Regions from separate parts of the Homo sapiens genome. Here region 2 is linked to region 1. A link is a loop called in an ENCODE intact Hi-C map of the cell type or tissue named here. Cell type or tissue: natural killer cell. All regions are shown on one strand. Each heading gives the region's core, and the rest is flanking DNA. Links, peaks and the distances in the headings are about the cores only.

Region 1 (10,422 bases), core at 1,590-9,589:
CCCGTGGTCCTTAGATCCTTAGAGCAGCTGAGATCAGAGACGTGCAGAGTCTATTACAGGGGTCTGCTGACCTGATTTGACTCTCCTCTGCCACCCATGCCTATGGGGCTCTGTATTTTTTTTCTTGGTAGAGATGGGGTCTCGCTATGTTGCCCAAGCTGGTCTCGAACTCCTGGGCTCAAGCGATCCTCCTGCCTTGGCCTCCCAAAGTGCTGAGGTTACAGGTGTGAGCCACCATGCCCGGCAAGCTATGGGTCTCTGAGTCTCCATTTCTCGCCTGTAAAACAGGATAGCATCCTGCTCTCAAAGTGGTACCCTGCCCAGCTGACCGGCACACCCTCTCTTCTTGCTTCCAGGGAGCCCAGCTGACAATGCTGCCCTCAAGTCAGGTGACCGGATCCTCTTCCTCAATGGACTGGACATGAGGTCAGAGGCTATTGGGGACACCAGGGGTTGGTGAGGAGCTGCCCCCACCCCCTGCAAGACTCCTGCCTCTTGGGGCACCCAGGCTGTGATCACAATCTCCTCTCACCATTTGGTCCCCAGGGTCTGTCCCTCTTCCAATGGGAACTCTTGAATCTAACCCTCCTCCTCGCCAGTCGCCAACTCTAGCCAGGACCTCAGTTCATCCTTCCAACCAGAAAATACTCCAGCTCCATGCTGGGGACACAGAGTCACACAGAGGTGGTCTTGCTGTGTGACCTCTGTGGGCAGGACAGGGAGGTCTGGCTGGTGGCCGTGGACAGGGCTCACCCCAGTCAGGCCCTCCTGGGCCATCTCTGCTTGGCAGGAACTGCTCCCACGACAAGGTGGTGTCCATGCTGCAGGGCAGTGGTGCCATGCCCACGCTGGTGGTGGAGGAAGGGCTCGTCCCATTTGCCAGTGGTGAGACCCCCATGGACACTTGGCTTCCTTGGCCCCCAGAGACCCTGCCCAGGCTGCTATATGTGAGAGTCACAGTGCGGAGGACTCAGCTCTTCCCCTAAACCTGCAGCTTGCCTCCCCGGGGCTGCCTCCTAAGTGGTGCTATAGAACCCCAGTGAGGCTGGGCATGGTGGCTCATGCCTGGAATCCCAGCACTTTGGGAGGCCAAGGTGGGAGGATCGCTTGAGGCCAGGAGTTTGAGACCAGTCTGAGCAACATGGCACAACTCTGTCTCTACTAAAAATACAAAAACTAGCTGGGCGTGATGGCACGTGCCTGTAGTCCCAGCTACTTGGGAGGCTGAGGCAAGAGAATCACTTGAACCCAGGAAGCGGAGGTTGCAGTGAGCCGAGATCACGCCATTGCACTCCCGCCTGGGCAACAGAGCAAGACTCTGTCTCAAAACAAACAAACAAAAAACCCTAGTGTATAGCCTTAGGGACCCTTCCCAGGGCTGACTCCCTCTATCCTTGGCCCCGGTGTCGGGCCACAGGCATGCCTTCCCATGCATGGCACTGGACAGCCACACCCCAGCTCAGGAGGTCTCCTGACCTCAAAAGCCAGGGAGACTACACCTGGCCTGGGGACTCTGAGTCACTCATGCCTCTCCCGCCTGTGGTCCCAGCAGACTCCGATTCTCTGGACTCACCCAACCCGTCGTCGGCGCTCACCTCCCTGCAGTGGGTGGCGGAGATCCTGCCGTCCAGCATCCGGGTCCAAGGGAGGACCTTCAGCCAGCAGCTGGAGCACCTACTCACACCTCCTGAGCGCTATGGGGTCTGCCGGGCCCTCGAGAGCTTCTTCCAGCACAGGTGGCCGGGCCAAAGCCGCGGTGGGGCCCTGCCCTGGGTGGGCCCTAAGTCCTGCCTAGACTCACATCCCAGTCTCCCTGCCTGAACCTCCTCAGTCCCGTTCTCCTGGGGGATGCTCAGGAAGGTGGCTGCTGGTATCAGGGGCCCCAGGGTGGTGGGCAATTGAGCTGCCCTGGAACAATCTCTGACTCTGACACCTCCTAGTCACGTGACCTTGGGCGAGTCTCAGCCTTCTCTGTGAAGTGAGGCAGACAGGAACCACCTGCAACATTCTATTTTTTTTTTTTGAGATGGAGTCTCGCTCTATCACCCAGCTGGAGTGCAATGATGAGATCTTGGCTCACTGCAGCCTCCGCCTCCTGGGTTCAAGCGATTCTTCTGCCTCAGCCTCCGAGTAGCTGGGATTACAGGTGCCCACCACCACACCCGGCTAATTTTTTTGTATTTTTACTAGAGACAGGGTTTTACTAGAGACAGGGTTTCACTATGTTGGTCAGGCTGGTCTCAAACTCCTGACCTCGTGATCTGCCCGCCTCGGCCTCCCAAAGTGCTGGGATTACAGGCGTGAGCCACCGTGCCTTGGCCCACCTGCAGCATTCTTGATGGGACCTTCACCAGAGCCCCACCTGTGGGCACTTGTCATGGGCTAGGCCCTTCGGGGTAGGGTTGGTGTCTTTCTTTTTGGACCTCAGCTGCAGCCAGCTGCATTTATCACACTCCTCGGTCCATGGGGTCATTATTATGGTCTCTGCAAAGCCTGTCACTTGTCCATACCTTTTTGTTTTGTTTGAAGGGTTTTTTATTTTTGTTTTTGTTTTTTGAGATGGTGTTTCACTCTCGTTGCCCAGGCTGGAGTGCAGTGGTGCGATCTCGGCTCACCGCAACCCCCACCTCCCGGACTCAAGCGATTCTCCTGCCTCAGCCTCCCAAGTAGCTGGGATTACAGGCATATGCCACCACGCCTGGCTAATTTTGTACTTTTAGTAGAGATAGGGTTTCTCCATGTTGGTCAGGCTGGTCTCAAACTCCCGACCTCAGGTGATCCACCTGCTTCAGCCTCCCAAAGTGCTGGGATTACAGGCATGAGTCACCGCACCTGGCCTGGTTTGGTTTTGTTTTTTAAAAAAGATGGGGAGGTCTCACTATGTTACCCAGGCTGGTCTCGAACTCTTGGGCTCAAGTGATCGTCCCAAAGTGCTGCGGTTACAGGCATGAGCCACTGTACTTGGCTCTAAAGAGTCTTAAGATGTAATTCACATACTATACAATTTGCCATTTAATTATACAATTCAGTGGTTTTTAGTATATTCACAAATACGTGCAAACATCACCACGGTCCATTTTAAAACTTCATCACATCAAAAAGAAACCCAGGCCAGACACCTATAATCCCAGCACTTTGGGAGGCTGAGGCAGGAGGATCGCTTGAGCCCAGGAGTTCAAAACCAGTCTGGGCAACAGAGCAAGAAGCCATCTCTACAAAAAGAAAAAATTAGCTGGGCATGGTGGTGCGCACCTGTAGTTCCAGCTACTTGGGAGGCTGAGGCAGGAGAATCACTTGAACCCAGGAGGCAGAGATTGCAGTGAGCCAAGATCACACCACTGCTCTCCAGCCTGGGTGACAAAATGAGACTTCGTCTCAAAAAAAAACAAAAAAACAAAAAAAAACTGTGCTTGATATCATGTTTTGTGTCTAACTTATTCACCAATTACTATGTGTTTAGCTCTGTCCAATGTATATTTCATACATTGATTATAACTAAAGCCAAATTCCTTTAGATCACAGTGATGCCCAACTTTTTATTTTTGCTAGTTTCTTTTTTTTAATTTTTATTTTTTGTTTGAGATGGAGTCTTACTCTGTCATCAGGCTGGAGTACAGTGGCGTGCTCTCGGCTCACTGCAACCTCCCCCTCCTGGGTTCAAGCGATTCTCCTGCCTCAGCCTCCCGAGTAGCTGGGACTACAGGCACTCTCCACCACGCCCAGCTAATTTTTGTATTTTTAGTAGAAACAGGGTTTCACCATGTTGGCCAGGATGGTCTTGATCTCTTGACCTCGTGATCTGCCCACTTCAGCCTCCCAAAGTGCTGGGATTACAGGTGTGAGCCACGACACCCGGCCTATTTTTGCTACTTTCTTAGCCATAAAAGTGACATCCTGTTATTTTTATTTGATTTTCTTCTATTACTAATTATTTTAAGCATCTTTTAATATGCTTGTGAACTTTTTCTGGGATTTTTCTCTATAAATTACTGTTCATACCCTTTGTCCATTTTTGTTTTCTTGGACTTTTTGTCCTTGTTGACTGGCATGAAGTTTCTTGTATATTTTATTTTATTTATTTTCTGAGACAGGGTCTCACTCTGTCACCCAAGCTGGAGTGCAGTGGTGCAAACACAGCTCACTGCAGCCTCGAACTCCCAGGCTGAAGTGATCCTTGTGCCTCTGCCCCCCAGGTAGTTGGGACTACAGGCACTCGCCTACCATGCCCAGCTAATTTTTTTTTTTTTTTTAGTAGAGACAGGGTTTTGCCATGTTGCTGGTCTTGAACTCCTGGGCTCAAAAGATTTGCCCATTTTAGCCTTCCAAAGTGCTGGGATTACAGGTGTGAGCCACTGCTCCCAGCCCCTTGTATATTTTATTTTATTTATTTATTTATTTATTTATTTATTTTGAAGCAGAGTTTTGCTCTGTCGCCCAGGCTGGAGTTCAGTGGCATGATCTTGGCTCACTTCAACCTCTGCCTTCCCGGTTCAAGTGTGTCTCCTGCCTCAGCCTCCTGAGTAGCTGGGATTACAGGCGCCCACCACCATGCCTGGCTAATTTTTGTACTTTTAGTAGAGATGGGGTTTCACCATGTTGGCCAGGCTGGTCTCGAACTCCTGACTCAGGTGATCCCCCTGCCTCAGCCTGCCAAAGTGCTGGGATGACTTGTGAGCCACGACGGCTGGACACCTTTGTATATTTTAGATGCTGATTTCTCCTTGATTTTGAACATTGTAAATTTCTCTCCCATTTGTTACTTCTGTTATTAGGTCTGTTGTGTCTAATATGAATGTGTCTAAGTTGGGCTTCCTTGAATAGATAACCTTGATTTTGCATAATCAAACTCACCACATTTTTGGTCTTATAGTTTTGTGTAGGGTCCAGCCCTACAGGGCCTGTGGGTTTTTCTCTTCGTGTGCGGAGATGAGAGATCGTAGAAATAAAGACACAAGACGGCTGGGCGCGGTGGCTCATGCCTGTAATCCCAGCACCTTGGGAGGCTGAGATGGGCAGATCACGAGGTCAGGAGATCGAGACCATCCTGGCTAACATGGTGAAACCCCGTCTCTACTAAAAATACAAAAAAAAAATAGCCGGGCGTGGTGGCAGGCGCCTGTAGTCCCAGCTACTCGGGAGGCTGAGGCAGGAGAATGGTGTGAACCTGGGAGGCGGAGCTTGCAGTGAGACGAGATTGTGCCACTGCACTCCAGCCTGGGTGACAGAGCCAGACTGTCTCAAAAAAAAAAAAAAGAAAGAAAGACACAAGACAAAGAGATAGAAGAAAAGACAGCTGGGCCCGGGGGACCACTACCACCAAGACGCGGAGACCAGTAGTGGCCCCGAATGCCTGGCCGTGCTGTTATTTATTGTGTACAAGGCAAAGGGGCAGGGTATGGAGTGAGAGTCATCTCCAATGATAGGTAAGGTCATGTGAGTCACGTGTCCGCCAGACAGGGGGCCCTTCCCTATTTGGTAGCTGAGGCGGAGAGAAAGAGGGGACAGCTTACGTAATTATTTCTTCTATGCATTTTAAAGACTTTAGTACTTTCACTAATTCTGCTGCTGCTATCTAGAAGGTGGAGCCGAGTGCACAGGGCAGAACATGAATGCGGACCAGGAGCGTGACCACTGAAGCACAGCATCACAGGGACAGCGTTAGGCCTCTGGGTGGCTGCGGGCGGGCAAGCAGTGGTGGAGCAGAGTCTTCTTTAACTCCACCAGGAAAGGGAGACTCCCTTTCCCGGTCTGCTAAGCAACGGGTGCCTTCCCAGGCACTGGCGTTACCAGTAGACCAGGGAGCCCTCTAGTGGCCCTGTCCAGGCATAACGGAGGGCTCACACTCTTGTCTTTTGGTCACTTCTCACCGTGTCCCTTCAGCTCCTATCTCTGTATGGCCTGGTTTCTCCTAGGTTATAATTGTAGGACAAAGATTATTATAATATTGGAATAAACAGTAATGCTACAAACTAATTATTAATAATATTCATATACATATCTATAATCTATTTCTAGTATAACTATTCTTATTCTATGTATTTTCTTTATTATATTGGAACAGCTTGTGCCCTCGGTCTCTTGCCTTGGCATCTGGGTGGCTTGCCGCCCACAGTTTTGGCTTTTGAAATTTTAAGCTCTTCCCTGCTTCTAGGTCAAAAGATATTCTCCTACTTTATTTTTATTTATTTATTTATTTATTTTTTATTATTATTATTTTGAGACGGGGTCTTGCTCTGTCACCCAGGCTGGAGTGCAATGGCGCGATCTCAGCTCACTGCAACCTCCACCTCCCGGGTTCAAGCGATTCTGCTGCCTCAGCCTCCCGAGTAGCTGGGATTACAGGCACACACCACCACGCCTGGCTGATTTTTGTATTTTTAGTAGAGAGGGGGTTTCACCACGTTGGCCAGACTGGTCTCGAACTCCTGAGCTCGTGATCCACCCACCTCAGCCTCCCAAAGTGCTAGGATTACAGGCGTGAGCCACCACCCCCAGCCTATTTTTATTTTTGTTTATTTATTTATTTTTTTGAGACAGAGTCTCGCTCTGTGGCCCAGGATGGAGTGTAGTGGCGCAATCTTGGCTCGGTGCAACCTCCGCCTCCCCGAGCTCAGGCGAGGCGATTCTCCTGCCTCAGCCTCCTGAGTAGCTGGGATTACAGGTGCACACCAACATGCCTACCACATTTTTGTATTTTTTTGTAGAAACAGGGTTTACCATGTTGGCTAAGCTGATCTTGAGCTCCCGACCTCAGATGATTCGCCTGCCTCAGCCTCCCAAAGTGCTGGGATTATAGGCATGAGCCACCATGCCTGGCCTGCTCTATATGTTTTTTGGTTTTTTGGGTTTTTTTGAGACAGAGTCTTGCTCTGTCACCCAGGCTGGAGTGCAGTGGCGCAATCTCAGCTCACTACAACCTCCGCCTCCCAGTCTAAGCGATTCTCCTACTTCAGCCTCCTGAGTAGCTGGGACTGAGGGTACATGCCACCACGCCCAGCTAATTTTTGTATTTTTAGTAGAGAGGGGGTTTCACTATGTTGGCCAGACTGGTCTTGAACTCCCGATCTGAGGTGATCCAACCGCCTCGGCCTCCCACAGTGCTGGGATTACAGGCGTGAGCCGCCACGCCAGGCCTGCTCTGTGTGTTTTAATCTTCACAACAGCTCTATGAGGTAGATGCTATTTTTATCCCCATTTTACAAATGAGGAAACTGAGGCACAGAGAGGGTAAGTCACTTGAGAAAGGTCACTTAGCTGGTAAGTGGCAGAGCTGAGATTGGAGTCTGGCTACCCTATCCCTGGAGCCTGCCTTCCTGCCCACTTCTCTCTCTCTCTCTTTTTCTTTTCTTTTTTTTTTTTTTTGAGTTGGAGTCTCACTCTGTCTCCCAGGCTGGAGTGCAGTGACACGATCTCAGCTCACTGCAACCTCCACTTCCCAGGCTCAAGCAATTCTCCTGCCTCAGCCTCCCGAGTAGCTGGGATTACAGGTGTGCACCACCACACCTGACTAATTTTTATACTTTCAGTAGAGACGGCCTTTCACCATGTTGGCTGGGCTGGTCTCGAACTCCTGACCTCAAATGATCCACCTGCCTCGGCCTCTCAAAGTGCTGGGATTACAGGCGTGAGCCACTGTGCCCGGCCCCCACTTCTGTCTTTGAAGGGTAGGGATAGGGCATGAGGGCAGACGCTGTGGCTTGGAAGTGCCGTCTTGTCTACCCCCACTCTGTGCATCATGGTAAGCCCGTGAGTATTGAGCCTCACATTCCTGCACCTTCCCCCAGGAACATCGACACCCTCATCGTTGACGTCTACCCTGTGCTGGACACCCCTGCCAAGCAGGTCCTGTGGCAGTTCATCTACCAGCTGCTGACCTATGAGGAGCAGGAGCTCTGTCAGGAGAAAATCGCATGCTTCCTGGGCTACACGGCCATGACAGGTAAGCGTCCTCTCCCCTGCCACTTCCCTGCCTGCAGCTGCTGACTGTCCAGCTCACCAGGTGAACAGACAGACACCTGTTCTCACATGTGAAGGTGTTTGTTTGCTTGTTTGTTTGTTTTGAAATGGAGTCTCACTCTTGTGCCCCAGGCTGGAGTGCAATGGCACGATCTTGGCTCACTGCAACCTCCGCCTCCCAAGTTCAAGCGATTCTCCTGCGTCAGCCTCCCGAGTAGCTGGGACTAAAGGCGCATGTCACTACGCCCAGCTATTCTTTTGTGTTTTTAGTAGAGAAGAGGTTTCACCATGTTAACCATGATGGTCTCTATCTCCTGACCTCATGATCCACCCACCTCGGCCTCCCAAAGCACTGGGATTACAGGTGTGAGCCACCACGCCCAGCCTTTTTTTTTTTTTTTTTTTTTTTTGAGACGGAGTCTTGCTCTGTCGCCCAGGCTGGAGTGTCGTGGTGCCATCATGGCTCACCGCAGCCTCAACCTCCTGGGCTCAAGTGATCCTCCCACTCCGGCCTCCCAAAGCACAGGGATTACAGGTGTGAGCCACTGCATCTGGCCTCACCTATGAGGTCTTACAGCCGATTTGGGCCCCTCCCACATAGAAGTGTCCACAGCCATGCACGTACACACCCAATACACCAGGGCTAGGCCCACACGTGGCCCCACGGACGCGCCTTCCCAGCGTGACCTTTATGCAGCATATACAACATAACCTGAGACTTTAGACACTGCACCTAACCACCTGCAGTCTCAGTTTTTGCACCCACAAAATGGAAGTGGTCTCAGTGGCTGCGCTCTGTACTCTGAGAAGTGGAACTTGTGAGAAGGAACTCGTGTAAGGCTGGACGTGGTGGCTCACACCTATAATCCCAGCATTTTAGGAGACTGAGGTGGAAGCATCACTTGAGCTCAGGAGCTCAAGATTAGCCTGGGCAACATAGCAAGAGCCTGTCTCTACCAAAAAAAAAAAAAGTTTTAATTTAGCCAGGTGTGATGCACACCTGTAGTCCCGGCTACTTAGGAGGCTGAGGTGGGAAGATGGCTTGAGTGCAGGAGATCAAGGCTGCAGTGAGCTATGATCAAGCTACTGCCTCCAGAAAAAAAAAAAGGAAAGAAAAAAAGAAAAAAGAAAGAAACTCACGTGGTTGCCAGACATGCCAACACCACCACCAGGATCATGAGCACACGACCACATCCCACCTGGCTGGTGGGCTCCCAGTGTACTCTTTCTTGCACACACACAGGCCTGCAGTGCCATGTGTGGCTGCCACCTGTCTGTTCAGCGTGCCCTCCGAATGCCCACAAACCCCTGCACTCAGCATGCAGGTCATGTGGATGGAAGGTGTGCCGAAGCCTGTGTTCTACCCTGTTCTAGGCATCCTGCACCTGCTATGAAAGCCGCTGCAGGTGCAGTGGTTCACTCTTGTAATCCCAGCACTTTGGTAGGCTGAGGTGGGTGGATCACTTGAGGTCAGGAGTTCCAAGTCCAGCTTGGGCAACACAACAAGACCCCCATATATTCAAAATATTTAAAAATCAGCCAGGGGTGGCCGTGCGCGGTGACTCACGTCTGTAATCCCAGCACTTTGTGGAGCTGAGGCAGGCCAATCACGTGAGGTCAGGAGTTCGAGACAAGCCTGGCCAACATGGGGAAACCTCATCTGTACTAAAAATACAAAAATAAGCCAGGTGTGGTGGTACGCAGTTGTAATTCCAACTACTCGGGAGGCTGAGGCAGGAGAATTGCTTGAACCTGGGAGACGGAGGTTGCAGTGAGCTGAGATCGCACCACTACACTCCAACCTGGGCAACACGGTGAGACTCCATCTCAAAGAAAAAAAAAATAAAAAATTAGCCAGGCGTGGTGGTATGCACCTGTAGTCCCAGCTACTTGGGAGGATGAGGTGGGAGGAGCACTTGAGCTCAGGAGTTGGAGACCAGCCTGGGCAACATAGCAAAAAAATTTGAAATTAGCTGGGTGTGGTGGCACACACCTGTAATCCCAGCTGCAGGGGAGGCTCAGGCAGGAGGATCTGTTGAGCCTGGGATTCAAGGCTGCACTGAGCCTTGATTGCACTCCAGCCTGGGGGACAGAGTGAGACCTGTCACAAAAAAAAAAAAAAAAAAGAAGAAAAGAAAAAAAGGCAGGTGTGGTGGCTCACATCTGTAATCCCAGCACTTTCAGAGGCTGAGGCAGGTGGATCACCTGAGGTTAGGAGTTGAAGACCAGCCTGTCCAATATGGTGAAACCCCATCTCTGCTTAAAAAAAAAAAATACAAAAATTTAGCCAGGCATGGTGGTGCATGCCTGTGGTCCCAGCTACTTGGGAAGCTGAGGCTCGAGAATCATTTGAACCTGGGAGGTGGAGGTTGCAGTGAGCTGAGATTGTGCCACTGCACTCCAACCTGGATGAGAAAGCCAGACTCTGAATAAATAAAGAGAGAAAGAGAGAAAGAGACAGAGAGA
Region 2 (10,422 bases), core at 1,167-9,166, 410 kb before region 1:
TGCCAGCACACTCAGTCTCCTCTCGGGTCGAACAGAGCTCTGCCTGTGGTCCTGGGTCCCAGCCCTGAAAACCACAGGTCCAGCAGTGGCCAGGGACACAGGCCCACCCCTGCAAGCCAGCAGACAAATCGGCAGACGCCTGAAACACGAAGTTCATGGCAGGGTCAGGCTTTGTGTCATTCACAGCCCTCTAGATAGGCCGAGAACCAGAGCTCGTTTTTTAAGGAACACCAGTGAGTCTGGAGATTTTTTCTTTTGCTTCGGTCTTTTGCAGCTTTCTCTACTAAGGGTTCTCCTTTTTCACCCAAGTAATTGCCTTTCCATCTAATGGCCCAAATGGTCAAATGGCATCTACTAGTCTCATATGACCGCTGCCTCTCTGGCCTCGCCCTTCTGCTGAGGTCAGCATGACCTGGAACTGTCCGCTGGTCCCCTTCAGTAATCTGAAGCTTTCACCGTAGACGTGCCGTATTGCCCAGAAGCCATTGTGTCGCTGGTCGGGGTCCTGCGGAGGCTGGCTGCCTACCGGGAACACCAACGGGCTCCTCAAGTCTATGTGGCCCTTACCGTCCGCAACCAAGAGACGTGCCAGCTGTTCACCACCGAGCTAGCTGAGCCCCCACGCCCACCCGGGCCTGCATGGTCCCGGAGCTGTCCCTGCGGGACTCCAGTGGAAGTGAAAGAACTGAGGGCAGGGTAAAAGCTAGGAAGCCCCACACTCCCACACCATGCGGGGAACTAGGGCAGAGGCCGGTGAGCAGGGTGGGCTCATGGCGTGGGGGACTTGCGGCAGGAGGAGGGCAGCTCAGCACAGGGAGGGAGGATCTGAGCCCAGCAGCCCTACTGTGTGCTTCAGAGCAAGATTCCCTAAGCCCTTGGGCCTCGGTTTCCTCATCTATAAAATGGAGGTGGCGGGAGGGGCAGTCATGGTCAGGGCTGGACACCGCTGTGGCCTGCAGGACGCTGGAGCACAGGCTGTACAGGCGGATCCACCATGCCACTGTCCTGAGCACCCAGTTGATGGAAGACGAGCAGGGTGACTATAGAGTAGGGGAACTGGCCCCGTAGTGGGCCAGCCACTGTCCTCAGACCTGACATTTGTCAGCCCCCAGCACCTGTGAGAGTGTGCTATCATTGTCCCATCTCACCGACAAAGACACTGGGACACACAGAGGACAAGCAACCCCCAAGCTCCCACAGACTGTAGCCCGGCCACCTGGCTCTCGTGCCTCCACACTACACCCAAGCCCCCCATTGCCACCAGCCTCTGCCCCAGCTCCCCCTGAGCACAGCCCCTCTTGGCAGCCATGTTCACAGATGCACGTGCAGCAGCCTCTGCCTGCACAGAGAGACACGGGTCCAATGCCTGTCCACGTGGGGCAGCCCGTTAACTACAGAGCCAACAAACAAGCCAGCACACGAAGACACACTGGGTTCCACGACAGAGTCCCGCACAACCTCGCACAGGAGGCTGGCCGGGTGCGAGGCTCGGGCCTGTCATCCCAGCACTTTAGGAGGCTAAGGCAGGGGGACTTCTTGACACCAGGAGTTCAAGACCTACCTGGAAAACATAGTGGGACCCCATCTCCACAAAACGTACAGAAACTAGTCGGGCATGGTTGCGCAACTACTTGGGAGGCTGAGGTGGGAGGATGGCTTGAGCCCAGGAGGTGGAGGCTGCAGTGAGCCCTGATCTCACGACTGCACTCTAGGCTGGGCAACAGAGCAAGACCCTGTCTCAAAAATGCAAAAAAAAAAAAAAAAAAAAAAAAAAGGAAGTCTTTCTTCAGATACTTATGTGAAAAAATACCTGCAATATCTTTGAAGTGAAAAAAAGAGTGCCAAGCAGCACACATAGTATAAGCCCCAATCCACCTTTTTTTTTTTTTTTTTTTTTTGAGACAGAGTCTGGCTTTGTATTGCCCAGGCTGGAGTGCAGTGGTGCCATCTCGGCCCACTGCAACCTCCCACCTCCCAGGTTCAAGCTATCCTCCCATCTCAGCCTCCTGAGCAGCTGGGACTACAGGTGCGTGCTACCACGCCTGGCTGATTTTTGTATTTTTTGTAGAGTCGAGGTTTCGCCATGTTGGCCAGGCTGGTCTTGAACTCCTGACCTCAAGCGATCTGCTGCCTCAGCCTCCCAAAGTGTTAGGATTACAGGCATGAGCTACTGCACCCAGCCCCATTTTTGTTTTAAAAATAATAATAATCACCCACACATAGTTATGAGTACCTATATTCCCAACTACTCAGGAGGCTGAGGCGGGAGGATGGCTTAAGCCCAGGAGTTTGTGGCCCCCTTGAGCAACATAGCAAGACTTCATCTCAAAATAAAATTATCACAATAATCATTTTCACATAAGTATACCTATAGGGGAAAACCTAGAATATATATATAGCAGGCTCGTCCAACCTGCGGCCCAACACAAATCTGTAAACTTTCTTAAAACAGTACGAGGTTTTTTTGTGATTTTTTTTTCTTTTAGCTCATCAGCTATTGCTAGCATTAGTGTATTTTATGTGTGGCCCAAGGCGATTCTTCTTCTTCCAATGTGGTGCAGGGAGACCAAAAGATTGGACATACCTGATATACACGTTAACAGGTGCCATCCTTGGATGGCAGGATTATAGAGACTTCTACACGTTCATGTCTGTACTACTTCATTTTTATAAATATGCATTTTCCACTCGTAACAAAAAACTGTGATTGAAAATCATCCCAGGACACAGTGTCTCACGCCTGTAATCCCAACACTGTTAGAGGCTGAGGCTTTGGGAGGCTGAGGTGAGCGGATCACTTGAGGTCAAGAGTTCAAGACCAGCCTGGCCAACACGGTGAAACCCCATCTCTACTAAAAACACAAAAATTAGCCAGGCTTGGCGGTGCACGCCTATAATCCCAGCTACTCGGGAGACTGAGGCAGGAGAATCACTTGAACCTGGGATGCATTGCAGTGAGCTGAGATTGCACCACTGCACTCCAGCCTTGGGAACAGAGTAAAACTCTGTCTAAAAAATAATAATAAAAGAGGCTGAGGCAGGAGCATCACTTGAGGCCATGCATTCCGGACCCCATCTCTACAAAATAAAAAAATTACTAGCATGGTGGCACGCACCTGTCATCCCAGCTACTCAGGAAGTGGGAGGATTGCTAGAGCCCAGGAGTCGAGGCTGTAGTGAGCAATGACTGTGCCACTGCACTCCAGCCTGGGTGACAGAACAAGATCGTATCTCAAAAAAAAAAAAAAAAAAAAGAATCATTCTGGCTAACGGCTCTTCAGATATCTGTGCTTATGAGAACACCAGCCCCTTCTAAGCTGTGTGTGTGTGTGTGTGTGTGTGTGTGTGTGTGTGTGTGTGTGTGTGATTTTTTTTTTTTTTTTTTGAGATGGAGTCTCACTCTGTCACTCAGGCTCGAGTGCAGTGGCACAATCTCGGCTCACTGCAAACTCCGCCTCCTGGGTTCAAGCAATTCTCCTGCCTCAGCCTCCCAAGTAGCTGGGATTACAGGCACCTGCCATCGTGCCTGCCTAATTTTTGTATTTTTGTATAGATGGGGTTTCACCATGTTGGCCAGGCTGGTCTCGAACTCCTGATCTCAAGTGATCCACCCGCCTTGGCCTCCCAAAGTGTTGGGATTACAGGCGTGAGCCACTGTGCCTGGCTGCTTTCTAAGCTTTGTGGAGAGTGGGTTGACTGAGCAGCCAGGTAGATGTGGGTTCAGATCTCTGCGTCTGTCCCGCTGTGCCAAGTGCTGGGGCAGACGCGGGCAGAGACTGGACAGCGGCACGGTGCCTGCTGCTAGCCATTTCTATGCAAAACCAGATTTCTGGTCCCATCCTGGAGGCCAATTCTAGGCACCTGGGTGGGCCTGGGAACCTGTGAACCAAGTAAACTGACTTGGACACCCCCCGACCCCGCCAGGCCTGTCCTAGCAGCCCCACACAATACGCTCATGTCCTGTCCCCAAACTCTGCCATCCTGAAACACATGTCCTCTGTTTCCAGGCAGGCCAGGATCAGATGGGAAGTGGAACCCTCGTCATGACCAGAAACTATTTCCCTACGAAGAGCACTTGGAGATGGCAATGCTGAACCTCACACTGTAGGATTCACACACGACTCCAACGGGATTGTGAGAATCAAGTCACTCTTGTGGGAAGAGTTTTTATATGGGAAAGCAGATAAAACTTTCATTGGACTGGAATGTTTGGAGAATGTTAATTTCCAAATCAGGAACCACAAACTGCCCTCTAATAAGACATCAGCTATCTAAGCGTGTGGGTGCTCCCTTTCTGCCAGCAGTTCTGGTTCTGAAGAAAATCGCCATCAATCAGACATGAAAACTCTGGCTCCAAAAACAGCATTTTCTTTGTGCAAATAAAAAGTGTGTATCAAGTATGATGTTCCCCCAACGTGGACACACTCTGTTCCCCACAAAGCCAAGCCCGCTGCAGCTGCCACATCCCTGAACACACTCGGTTCCTCACAAAGCCAAGCCCGCTGCAGCTGCCACATCCGTGGACACACTCGGTTCTTCACAAAGCCAAGCCCGCTGCAGCTGCCACATCCCTGGGCTTACGGTGCAGCAGGTGCTTTTTTCAAGACAGGAATCAAAATGTTAGGAACACGGCAGAAAGATGACACCTGGAGACCAAACGCAGGATAAGGAGTACTGCAGAAGTCACAGAACAGTAATACGCTAGCAGGGGCATGGGGCATGAAGAACAGAAGAAGAGAGGAAGTGTTTCTGAGCCTCCAGAAAAGAAATCAGAACCAAGCACAGCTTCCCGGGTCACAGAACCAATTCATTCACCAGGCGGCACCACTGCCGTCATTTCACCTTCTGGCCACTGGGAGGCGCTGCTCGAAAGGGTTTGCCCTGAGACTCCGAGAAGAAGCTGCGGGAAGGACAGCAGGGGTCCCGGGGTTTTAGCCTCTGGCCCAGGAGTTATGTGTCCATAACCAAAGGGAGCACAGTCTGCACCCAGCTCTCATCCCATCCGAGCTGCTGCGATTACCGCAGGTTCTTCCGGAACTGGTTTAGCTTGCCTGCAGGATCAGGAAAGTTTGAGAAAAGCATCTGCAAAAAAATAAAGAGCAGAGCTTAACTCATTTCCTGTCCCCACCCCATCCCAGGTCACCACCTGGCTGACCCCATGTCCCCAACCCAACAACAACCCCTCCCAAGTTCTTAACTCCCTCACTTGGACTCGAGACTCTTCACACCCCAGCAGCGCTCTGCCTCCAACTTGACATCACGCTTTCTGGAAACTTCCCCGTGTGTCCCACTTTCCCACACTTGGTGCCCTGGAGTACCTCCCGGCCTCTACATGCTGTATGTTCCCCTGCAAGCACCCTCCTTTTGGCCTCTGGCCATGTCCCACCCATCTGTGGGTAACAAGGGGGTGTCTGTGTTCTTTGCAGCCTTGCTAAACTGTCTGAATCAAGGATCACAAACTACAGCCTGCAGGCCAAATCCAGCCCACAGCCTGTGTTTGTAAATAAAGTTTTATTTGAACAGAGCCACACCCCTTAATCGACAGATGATCTGTGGCTACTTTCACACCACATGTCAGTACCATGGTTCTGACAGAGACTGGGGGACCCAGTCTAAATGACTTCCGACCTGGACCTTTACTGAAAATCCTGCCAATCATTCTGTTGGCAAGAATGGTGTATTACTTTTAGCAATAAGAAACAAGTAACCTTTGCAGAATTCCACCCATCTTTCAAGGCTGGTCCCAGAAGCTCCCTTTGCCCGCCCACCTACGTGATCCTGATCACTTCCTAAACTGCAGCCTGGCCCACCCGGCTCCAGCATCATTTGTGGAGTGTCAGCTCCATAAATCCAGAGGGCAGGTGGGGGTGTGTCCTAACTTTCCTGAGCCTACTGTACCAAAACGGGACAGCAGAGTGGGCCGGCCTGTGACCTCTGCTCTCTCCCTAGCTTTTCCGCCAGACCCTACATGGTCCCACCCTGGCTGTGGGAAGAAGGGATCAGGGAGCGTGGCTCGGAGCCAGTCTCCAGAACCCTCCCCACCCTGGCGTGGTGGCAGATGTGGCTACCTGCAGCTGAGCTGCCAGTTCCTCTGAGTCCTCAAAGACCAGGCCATTTTCTTCATGTTTCACCAGCTCATTTAAACTGCAGAGAGAACCAAGGGAGCCTGAGAGCTGCCTGGAGAAGACACCAGACCCCTGGGGTGCCCACCTGGGCTCCACCCCCCCAACCCCATGCTCAAGCCAGGCTGGGGGTTGGAACAGGGGGTGTGGTTTCCGGGAGCTCGTTCTTAGATTTGGCATCTGAAGGGTATAAAGGCCTGGGGGGGTGCACATCTAAGTGGCCAAACCGATTTGAGGAGGGAGCCTTAAGGGGGGTTTGTACCTTCTGTGCTGGATGCTCTTCAAGGACTGAAGAATTATTTTTGCATGTTTTTCTTAATTCCATGGCCATGGAACAAGTAAAGGGAACACCCTGGGGACTGGCTCAGCACATAAAAGATGACTTTTCTAGGGCACCAGATTTGATCCCGACATTCCCTGAGCTCAGCTCACAGGAGGGGCTCACATCGCTGAATCCCATCCATGAGCCGGCTCCTGAGCAGGGGCCAAGGGCTCAGCTTGTGCTGGGGCTACTGCTTCTAGAATCTCCTCTAACAGTGCCCTTCCAAACACCCGTCTATGCTGGGTGGAGTGAGGCCACAGCATGACACTCATTCAACTGATTCAAACCCACCACGTGAGCTTGGCCAAAAGGGACATGGTGGGAGAGAAAGAAACAAAGAAGACCATGTAAGCCTGCAGGCAATTCCCGCCAATTCTACTCCAGGAGCAAAAGCCCCGAGTGGAGTTCTAGTATTTAAGATGCTTTTTTTTCATATTAGGTTGGTGCAAAAGTAATTGCCATCTTTAATGGCAAAAACCGTGATTACTTTTGTACCAGCCTAAATATAACATGAGCTCTAAATGGAAGCAACTACTTCAGTGAGGCTCAGCCCAGCCACAGTAACCGCAGGGCTCCTCCTCGTGGCCTCCAGTGTGTGCTGGACTGACCGAGGGGCAGGGCCTCACTGTGGGCAGCTCCCTCTGCACTGCTTCCCCCTCAGCGGTGGATCTGTGAAGCTATCCCTAGAAAGATTCGGGTTCTGCTCCTACCACTTGAAGTTCACGGCACACGCAGGCAAATAGCACCCGAACATGTCCACCACCTTCATGGGCAGGTCCAGGCCACTGGAGAACGTGTGCAGACAGACACCCAGGTCCACCGACCCTGCTAGGCAAGAGGGGTGCGGTCAGAGCACTGGTCTCTGCCCTGGGAACACAAATCCTCCCAGCACAGTGAGGCAACATCCCCTGAGGGGAGTGAAAATCGGATAAGGCACCCGACAGCACCAAGCACAAGTGGCTTAAGCCGGCCAAGCAGCCACACGGCCTGGCTGGGACATCTGAAAATGTAAGTTGACACTTTTTCTACTTAACCACAATTTGTTTTTTTTTTGTTGTCATTTTGTTTTGTTTTGTTTTGAGACAGTCTCACTCTGTCACCCAGGCTGGAGTGCAGTGGCACAATCTCAGCTCACTGCAACCTCCACCTCCCAGGTTCACCTCCCGCATGTAATCCCAGCATTTTGGGAGCCCAAGGCGGGCAGATCACCTGAGGTCAGGAGTTCAAGACCAGGCTGGCCAACATGGTGAAACCCCATCTCTACTAAAAAAAATACAAAATTAGCGAAGCATCGTGGCAGCTGTCTGTAATCCCAGCTACTCAGGAGGCTGAGGCAGGATAATCGCTTGAACCCTGGAAGGCAGAGGTTGCAGTGAGCCAAGATCGTGCCATTGCACTCCAGCCTGGGCTACAAGAGCGAAACTCTGTCTCAAAATAATAATAATAATAATAACAGTAATAATAATAAACCACAGCACACCCACCACAAACCAGCTGTCAGTGTGAAAACAAAGCGAAACAGCTTAATATTTCTGAAGACTAGCTGGGGCCAGGCGTGATGGGTCACGCCTGGAATCCCAGCATTTAGGGGGGCCAAGGCGGGAGGATCACTTGAGGTCAGGAGTTCAAGACCAGCCTGGCCAACATGGTGAAACCCTGTTTCTACTAAAAATACAAAAATAAGCCAGGTGTTGTGGCGGGCTCCTGTAATCCCGTAATCTACTCAGGAGGCTGAGGTGGGAGAATCGCTTGAACCCAGGATGCAGAGGTTGCATGAACTGAGATCGTGCACTCCAGCCTAGGCAACGGAGCGAGACTGTCTAAAACAAAGACTAGCTGGAGAGTCCTGCCAGGAAAAGGCCCTCAGCCTCCAACTGCTCTGCTCACTTGAAGCTGGAAGATGCAGCTCTAGAGACGCATCAGGACCAAGCCACGACTCCCCATTTGGAAAAATCAATCGGGGAAAGAGACGGAGGCAAAGGAGAACCATCTCACTGGGAGAAGCGACGCTGTTTGACACATCGTCCCTGTACCTCCCAAAGCCACTGCCCTCCCACACCTGGGCAACAGTGCCCCAACCCCAGGCCCAGCCCTCCTGCAGGAAGGAAGAGGACTGAATGGAGGGCGTGGCAGGCTGAAAGGACATGGCCTCCTCAAACCCCTTGGTAAAGGGCCTCTGGGGCCACCTGGCAGGGAGGGGCTGGCACACCAGGAAGTAGCCTCCTCCCGGGAGTTCAGCCAGAGCCCAGGTCCTGTCCCCAAGTGGCCTCCAGAGCCACCTTTTCAGAAAAAGTACATCCCGCCCACCTCTGTTCCCGCTGCTTAAGGCCCCGCCTCCTCCCTGAGCCTCCTGCTGGCCTCTCACCTAGAAGCAGGGGCTAGTCCTCGGCCTCCAGCCAAGGGGTGCTGACCTGGATGTGCTGGAAATGCTTCTGGTGGATGAGGCAGCTGTAATACTCCGTCAGAGGCCCTTTGCCTTCACAGAGAAGAGCAGATACTGCTATGGACCCGTCTCTGACCCTACCAAGTGGCCCCAGGCCCAAGACACTCCCCGCTAGGAGGGATCCCTTTCCCAGAAGCTCCACCCCTCGGCAGCTCCAGTCAGGCCCCATCCGGGCCCTTCGGGAAGCATCCCAGGAGCCCCGAGACCCGCAGGGGTGTGTGCACCCTGACCCCTGACGCACAGCCCTGCACTTGCAGCCAGCTGGCCTCGGGCTGCAAACATGGCGGGGTAAGCACCGGCCTGGCACCCGACCCCCCACTGGGTGGACCCAGCCTTTTGTCTGTGTTGTGCACAGGGGACACGAGGACTCCCCCTGCCCTGCCACAGCCTCCAGAGCACATGGCGCGGGCTCCAAACCACTCCTGGGAGCCTAGAGGCCAGAGGAGGGAGGAGAGCAGGACCAGCAGCTGGCCCAGACCCCGCCTCTTCCCACACCACTTCCGCTTTTCTCCCTCCTCACTGAGTCACCTTGAAAGGGCTCAGCAGCAGTAACTGTGGCACAGGGGCTCTTCCGTTTGAAAAATTAAAAGAGGCTTGGTTAAGGCACCAATGACATGGCCAGGCACAGTGGTTCGTGCCTATAATTCGAGCATATTGGGAGGCCAAGGTGGGTGGATCACCTGAGGTCAGGAGTTCAAGACCAGCCTGGCCAACATGGTGAAACCTGTTTCTACTAAAAATACAAAAGTTAGCTGGGTGTGGTGGGCCCCTGTAGTCCCAGCTACTCGGGAGGCTAAGGCATGAGAATTGCTTGAATGTGAGAGGCGGAGGTTGCAGTGAGCCAAGATCACACCACTGCACCCCAGCCTGGGCGACAGAGACTCTGTCTCAAAAAAAAAAAAAAAAAGAAAAAAAGACACTAATGATGTAACAACAACAACAAAAAGATGCTTGGAAACTACTGAAAAAGTAGAAAGCTTGGTATCTACAGATTCTAATCTGGGCTCCCTGCCCTGCTGTGAAATCCTCTGAGCCACAGTTTCCCCCACGTCAAGCAGTATAAGACCCTATGCAGAGAGCTGCAGTGAAGATTAAGGAGACAAGATCGTGGGAAGCACAGGGTAAAGGCTGCGTGCCCCTCCCCCTCCACCATCCCCCAATCAAACAGACACCCAGGGTCCCAGGCGGTACCTGTTATACAGACGAGAGAAGGAAGGTTGTGTCCATCAAGAGTCAGTTGCTCAAACTCTGTGTTTAAAAAAAGAAACAATTCTACATGGAATTTCTGATAGAATTTCTTTTTTTGTTTGTTTTTCTGACAGACTCTTGCTCTGTCACCCAGGCTGGAATGCAGTGGCATGATCTCAGCTCACTGCAACCTCTGCCTCCTGGGTTCAAGTAATTCTCATGCATCAGCCTCCCAAGTAGCTGGGATTACAGGCGCCCACCACCATACCCAGCTAATTTTTGTATTTTTAGTAGAGACAGGTTTTGCCATGTTGGCCTCAAACTCCTGAACTCAGGTGATCTGCCTG

Evidence for each region. Hi-C counts contacts between places; a loop is a spot of excess contacts. Peaks named below come from ENCODE experiments on the same cell type or tissue, not always from the same donor. Only the 100,000 strongest peaks of a DNase experiment are listed, where the experiment ranks them.
Region 2: a loop joins it to region 1, with 9 times the contacts of the local background. A loop is called at or near these places in 25 of 110 quality-filtered maps.

The regions. Positions count from the first base shown.
Region 1 is chr7:6,511,892-6,522,313 of GRCh38, reverse strand. It overlaps GRID2IP (Grid2 interacting protein), which reads left to right. Exons shown (of 22, transcript NM_001145118.2): 5 at 357-426; 6 at 791-885; 7 at 1,553-1,736; 8 at 7,785-7,939. It overlaps LOC101927325 (a long non-coding RNA gene), which reads right to left. Exons shown (of 5, transcript XR_007060200.1): 5 at 5,279-5,908. Among named protein-coding and RNA genes, the nearest start is that of KDELR2, 33 kb to the right of the region's middle. In natural killer cell, for the core only: CTCF peaks have their summits at 5,605 and 5,804 (motif pointing left); a DNase peak (open chromatin) is centred at 5,793; H3K4me3 peaks cover 520 bases.
Region 2 is chr7:6,925,367-6,935,788 of GRCh38, reverse strand. It overlaps the pseudogene ALG1L5P and the pseudogene FAM86LP. Among named protein-coding and RNA genes, the nearest start is that of CCZ1B, 100 kb to the right of the region's middle. RefSeq lists enhancers at 7,114-7,403, 7,177-7,471, 8,163-8,925, 9,080-9,129, 9,270-9,329 and a silencer at 7,177-7,471. In natural killer cell, for the core only: no CTCF peak of the experiment used is centred there; a DNase peak (open chromatin) is centred at 4,784.